2 separate regions of the Homo sapiens genome follow, and region 2 is linked to region 1. A link is a contact called in ENCODE Hi-C or POLR2A ChIA-PET data. All regions are on one chromosome and are shown on one strand. The core of a region is the stretch at or near the end of the contact, and the rest is flanking DNA. Distances in the headings are between cores, read along the strand shown.

The links. A loop is a pair of places that touch in the nucleus more often than their neighbours do. ChIA-PET counts read pairs that join two places held with the same protein, here RNA polymerase II (POLR2A). Pooled maps may share reads with other maps.
Region 2: a loop to region 1 is called in a pooled map, with 4 times the contacts of the local background. The contact joins the promoter of PLEKHB1 here to the promoter of MRPL48 in region 1. A Hi-C loop is called at or near these places in 1 of 168 maps with a recorded cell type or tissue (naive thymus-derived CD4-positive, alpha-beta T cell) and 9 of 50 pooled maps. POLR2A ChIA-PET finds 5 or more read pairs at or near these places in 2 of 52 experiments (Panc1 and WTC11).

What each region holds. Positions count from the first base shown.
Region 1 is chr11:73,786,022-73,789,186 of GRCh38, reverse strand. It overlaps MRPL48 (mitochondrial ribosomal protein L48), which reads right to left and starts at 1,313. Exons shown (of 8, transcript NM_016055.6): 1 at 1,195-1,313. The coding sequence starts at 1,215. RefSeq lists enhancers at 1,100-1,179, 1,320-1,379.
Region 2 is chr11:73,644,434-73,647,830 of GRCh38, reverse strand. PLEKHB1 (pleckstrin homology domain containing B1) reads right to left here and starts at 1,250. Exons shown (of 8, transcript NM_021200.3): 1 at 1,205-1,250. The coding sequence starts at 1,222. RefSeq lists enhancers at 1-131, 767-1,685 and a silencer at 172-391.

The DNA.
Region 1 (3,165 bases), core at 64-2,563:
ACTTTCTGATTTTTTTTTCTATTATCTTGGCACCATATTTGGCCAAATTCTTACAAACTGGCTAAGGTGAACAAGTGAATTGTTTCATAAAGGATGAAGTGAGGCGTGGGCCCTCACACATTCAAGGGCAGCCCCAAGGTAACCACAGGTAGACCCATGAGCTGCAACGACCATGCTGACCTATGAATCATGGAAATATAGTTGCCACAATTAATGCCTAAAACAAAATTTTAATATAAATTGCTAAAATGAGTCATTAATCTAAGCAGCATGATACAATTGAAAGAGCACAAATGAAATCTGTTAAATCTGTTAAGGGAACGGGAGAAAGCCCAGGAACACATTTATAGTGGTTCATACGGTTTTATGACAGTCACTTAAATAAGGTTTTGGAAACGAAAATGTTGTTAATTATTGCAGGGCGCGGTGGCTCATGCCTGTAATCCCGGCACTTTGGGAGGCCGAGGCGGGCAGATCACGTGGTCAGGAATTCGAGACCAGCCTGGCCAACACAGTGAAACCCCGTCTCTACTAAAAATACAAAAATTAGCCCGGCATGGTGTCCCGCGCCTGTAGTCCCAGCTACTGAGGAGGCTGAGGCAGGAGAATCGCTTGAACCCGGAAGGCGAAGGTTGTGGTGAGCCGGGATCGCACCACTGCACTCCAGCCTGGGCAACAGAGCGAAATCCGTCAAAAAAAAAAAAAAAAAAAAAAGAAAGAAAAGAACAAAAACCTAGTTTATTACTGCTGTTTCCTTATTACCAGGTAGCTTCACATCCTCATCAGTTCAGCAAGTCAAAACTGCATTCTTAGAAAAAATTCTGGAAGTTGATAACTGAATGCAAATATAAAATGACCTGCCCAAGGTCACACAGTTAATCGGGACCGTATCCTGGTGTCGTGATTCCCATCGCAGAGCTCTCCCTTTTCCAGAAACTGGGTGGAGAGAGTGGCATGTGGTGTGGGCGTGGCACGGGTCGGCTCGGCAGAGTTCGCCCCGGGTGGAAAGGAATCTGCTCAGCCCCTTCAACGCCAGGCAGCCGCATGTGCTGCTGGGAAGGACCTTGGGCGCCCCAGTGTCTCATCCCCGGATGTCCGCGCGCCGCCACCTCCCCGCTCTGCACCCTCCGCCATCTCCCCTCTCTGCACCGTCCGCCATCTCCCCGCGCCCCGCGTGCGTGGAATCTACGTTACCTTTTCCAAGGTTCCGCTCATCCTTTGCTGCTGCGCGGCCTCTAGCTGTGCAAACCGAAGACCGGACCCTGCAGCCGCGTTCCCAGGGCGTCTGAAAACACTGAAGGAACGGCCTTGACCAGGTGCAGCAGCAATATCCCACCGAGACTCACTCAACTTCCACATCATTTTAGTTCCGGAAGCTTCTGAAATTCAGAGTCTAGAAATTCTCCTGCTTTCCACCCTCACTCAGGTTGTCACATTCACTGCTGTTTCTCCAGAAAGAATTAATTACCATCTCTGTGTTACCCCAGTACTTAGCACACAATTCTAATTTTTCGCTTACAATATTATACACTAATGATTTGTTACCACCTCTTCTCTGTATTTGAAAGTTCTTAAAAGACTGAGATCCTGTCTGATTAATTCCTTTCAGCGTCTAGCACAGATCTGACTTTTTTGTTTGTTTGAGACGGAGTCTCGCTCTGTTGCGCAGGCTGGAGTGTAGTGGCACGATCTCAGCTCACTGCCACCTCCGCCTCTCGGGTTCAAGCAATTCTGTCTCCAAGTAGCTGGGATTACAGGTGCCCGCCACCACGCCCGCCTAATTTTTATATTTTTACTAGAGATGAGGTTTCTCCATGTTTGTCAGGCTGGTCTTGAACTCCCGACCTCAGGTGATCCGCCCGCCTCGGCCTCCTAAAGTGCTGGGATTACAAGCGTGAGCCACCAGGCCCAGCCAATCATCTCTTAAATTGAGTTTAGAAGTCAGATTTCCACGTCCTGTGCTAGATGCTGGAATAAATTAGTCAGGATCTCAGTCCTTGAGGAACTCAATCAAAATAATAGCAAAAAATAATTAGTATCTAGTAACAAATAATTAGTATCTAGTATGGTAAGTGAAATACCAGAATTGTGTGCAAAGTACTGAGGTAACACAGATACGACAATTAATTATGCTTGGAAATATAATGGACCAGGCATACCTCCTCCAGTACAGTGATTGATTATTGCCTAATAAATGCTATTGGGGTTTTAGAAGTGAAATTTTAAATAAGAAAAAAAAAATCAATCAAATGCTAGTATGTGCCAGGTCGGTTCTTTATGGGTGTATGGGTTCATTTAGTCTTTCCAATAACCCTATGAGGCTGAGGATCATTATACCCATTTCACAGATGAGGAACAGAGACAGGAAGAAGGTACCTAGTTAACATAATGTTATATAAGTGGTGAGCTGTTTCATTTCCGTGCCTGTGCTTCATCTATTTTATGGGACTGTGACTATAGGTTTGCAAAAGGGCAGGTTGGCAGCCAGAGAGTTTCTTTCCTTGTCTAGTCCAGGTAAATACAATCTAATAAGATACATGGCCGGGTGCGGTGGCTCATGCCTGTAATCCCAGCACTTTGGGAGGCCAAGGCAGGCGGATCACAAGGTCGGGAGTTTGAGACCAGCCTGACCAAAACTGTGAAACTCCGTCTCTACTAAAAATACAAAAATTAGCTGGGCGTAGTGGTGCATGCCTGTAATCCCAGCTACTCAGGAGCCTGAGGCAGGAGAATTGCCTGAATCCGGGAGGCAGAGCTTGCAGTGAGCCGAGACGGCGCCATTGCACTCCAGCCTGGGCGACAACGAAACTCCATCCCAAAAAAAAAAAAAAAAAAAAGATACAAATCCATCTTTGCATTAATACACTCTCTGGGGTAGGTAAGGTGAAGGGAAAGGGAAAAAGAAGGAAGAAGGAGACGGTTAGTCCTTTGTACGAAGATATAAGGATTCCCAAAACAACTAGAATTTTTTTTTTGGCCGGGCGCAGTGGCTCACGCCTGTAATCCCAGCACTTTGGGAGGCCGAGGCGGGCAGATCACGAGGTCAGGAGATCGAGACCATGCTGGCTAACACGGTGAAACCCCGTCTCCACTAAAAATACAAAAAATTAGCCGGGCGTGGTGATGGGCGCCTGTAGTCCCAGCTACTCGGGAGGCTGAGGCAGG
Region 2 (3,397 bases), core at 1-2,500, 140 kb after region 1:
CCGCTCCCTCCCCTCTCCACGGTCTTGACACAGATCAGACAAGAGGGTCAGGTGCAGACTCCTTTTCCAGCCCCTCCCCTTGATGCACCCACCTTGTCTACACTTGTTGCGGATGTTGCTGCCTAAGCGGCCGCTACTCGATGCTGCTGCCACCCAACCCGCTGCGCCTGCGCTTTGTGTGCCCCGGAGAGCCTGGGGCATTTCTCTCCTCCCGCAGCGCCTGAGAGCCCAGCTGCCCCCGGGCCCCGCCCTCCGGACCTGCCCACCCCAGGGAGGGGGAGTGACGTGAAGAGATGCTGACCCGAGGCGTACTGGGACTTGTAGTCTACCCCTGTAGAGCTGGGCAGAAGCAGCCCCGCCTGCAATTTTACTTTTCTATTAAGACATTTGTTCACTCATTTATCATGAAATACTTTTTCTTAAGAATCATTGAACTCAGTTCCTAGAAAAAAAGAAAAAGTAAAGTTGCAAGGAGAAGCCAAGCTCCTAGTTTTGCATGTTTTTTTGATGCTTCCCCTTTCCATCCCCAGCTTCCAGTCTAGTGAGGGAGATTACATGGAAACACACAATTGGAGCACAAGGTGTGATTTAACAATGGAAAAGATGAGCCTGACTTTTCTCAAGGGGTTCAGGAAGGCTTCCCAGAGGAGGCTGAAAGGGGCCTTGGAGGATGAGGGGCAGTTTCCTAGGCGACCCGAAATTTCCCCTATGAATACTGTCAGGATGTTGAAGAGTGCCCAGCATTTCCGTGTGTCTAGAACATAAAGCGCAGGGGTGGGGAGGGCATCGGGAGTGTCAGGCGATAGAGCTGCAGGGTTTGGAAAGAAATAGCACAGAGGCCTTGCATGACAGGCGGAGAGCTTGGATGTTAGGACGCAGTGACTGGAGCTGGGGGTGGGAGTTTCAAGATGAGGAGTGAGGTGTGTGATTAGGGGGTCGGAAAGGCCCCTCTAGGGCACAGTGAAGAATGGACTGGCGGGAGCCCACCTGGAGAAAGGAAGACTTTCTGTATCTATCACCTCGGACTGTGATCATTTCCTTCAATAGCTCAGCCCCGCAAACCCTCACCTACCAGCAGCCACAGGATGTCATTCAGAGACCAGAGGATGTCAGGGCCTAAAAGACTTCTGTCCCGTCCCCTATGTGGCAAGGGTGCCCACCCTGCCCTGGGCCCTTCCTCCTGTCCCAGAGAACTCTTCCTTACCGGGGCTGCAGGGCTCATGGTTCCTGGGTGGCCAGGGCAGCATTTCCCAGAAGGCTCCCGCAGCGGGGCATTTCCCTGAGCGCCTTAGAGATAAGGGGATCAGGAAGGTGCTACCAAGTGGGAGGCTGGAGGGGGAGGCAAGGAGGGAGCGCACAGATCCCAAGGAAGGTCGCCCTCTTTCTCCAGGCTCCTCCCAGCCTTTCCAACTGATGGCTCTGACCCTAGGTTCACTAGACAAGTCATCCCTGATTCAGAAGTGGTCTTGGCTCAGCATCGCCGAGGTTCCCGGAGTGGAATCGGGGCGAGGTTGCGGGGGCAGGACAGGAACCGGGCTGGTCCTCCTCCCTAGGTTGGGGGCGGGGCTACATCTTCATTCTTTGGCCTGGCAGGACAGCGCCCATCACCCCAGTCCTGGCTGCGCAGTCTGGCTCTTTAAGCCTTCCTCTCTTGCTCCTGAGTCTCTGTAATCCTGACCTCGAGCTACCCTCGCTCCTCGGCCCTTTGTGCGGTGCGTGCCCTGCTGAGGGATTCGCCATGGCCAATCCTATTAACCATTGAGTTCATCCCCTCTTAGCCGACTCAAGAACCAGCTCTCCCATACCGCGTTTTCATCTCTGTGCCTTTAACTCACTCTCTGTCTGGTTCCTGGAACGTCCCAGTCCCAGCTTCTCCTAGCTAAATTTTCCACCTCCACAGTGGAAGGAAGAAAGGAAGCAGTGGGAGGGGGAAAGAGGCAAGGAAAGAGATATGGAAGGAAGGAAAGACAGAAGGAGAAAAGAAGGGAGGGGAAAGACGGGAAGGCAGGTAGGTAGGGCTGCAGCTGGCCTCGGAGGATCTGCGCCTGGGTCCTGCCCCGACCCAGCCTCTCTCCAGCTCTCCCTGCTCCCCTCCCCGATGGGCAGTGGGGCATCCTTCATGTTGAGGGGCGGGGACGGTGCAATCATCTCCTAGATTTCATTCTCTGGATTTAGCAACCAGATGAAAAAGGAAGGTTCTCCAGCAGCAGTGGAGACTTCAGGGGAAGACTCTCCCCTACCTCCCAAAGAGCGGGCACTATGACGAAAAAAAGAGGAAAGGACGTGGCAAACTAAAACCACAGACACTACTACCGAATCTAAACGTAGCCGGACTTGGCCCATGTCTCTAAAAGCTGGTCAGTGACCCTCTTTGAGAAGCCAATAAGGAAGTGTAGACTGTCCTCAGGAAAAAATCTGCGTATAATTCCTGGGAGTTCATAGACCTCTGAAGCCATGATAGTCATGGTTGGATTGTTTTTAATTTCCAGAGCTGTGTAGATGGGAGGAGAGTGTAGATTGACGAGTGAGAGGTATGACAGTATGTCAGGAATTCCAGCCGCAGCAGTCCTGGCTGTGAGAGACTTTGTTTGTTCAATCAACTAAAACTTATTGAGACTAATAAGCCAACAAGTAACTTTTACATTTCTTTGTGGCTATGGTGCACAGAACCATTGGCAGAGAGGAAAAGATTTTGCCATTTCAAGTGTCCCTGGTGAATGAACAGCCCACAGATAATACATTGTTTAGGAAATAGTGGACTGGCTCATCAAATTCAAATTTACTACTTACATTTTCTAGAGAGTATAATATAATGAGAATAATTTATATTATCTTTATTTTAAAAAACTTGAAGTTTATATCAAGATGCAATTTGAGCAAAAGTAAAAGTGCTTATGAAAACATTTTAAATGGCCGGGCGCTGTGGCTCATGCCTGTAATCCCAGCACTTTGGGAGGCCAAGGCGGGCAGATCACCTGAGATCGGGAGTTCGAGACCAGCCTGACCAATATGGAGAAACCCCATCTCTACTAAAAATACAAAATTAGCTGGGTGTGGTGGCACATGCCTGTAATCCCAGCTACTAGGGAGGCTGAGGCGGGAGAATTGCTTGAACCGGGAGGCAGAGATTGTGGTGAGCCGAGATTTCACCACTGCACTCCAACCTGGACAACAAGAGCTAAACTCCGTCTCAAAAAAAAAAAAAAAAAAAAAGAAAAGAAAACACTTTAAAGTGATAATTTTACGCTTTTTTTTGTCTTTTTTTTTTTTTCCTTTTTCTGGAGAACGGGGTCTCGCCATATTGCCCAGGCAGGTCTCGAACTCCTGGGCTCAAGCTATCCTCCCGCCTCTTGCCTCCCTGAGAGCGGGATTACAGGCGTGAGCCACTGCGCCCGGC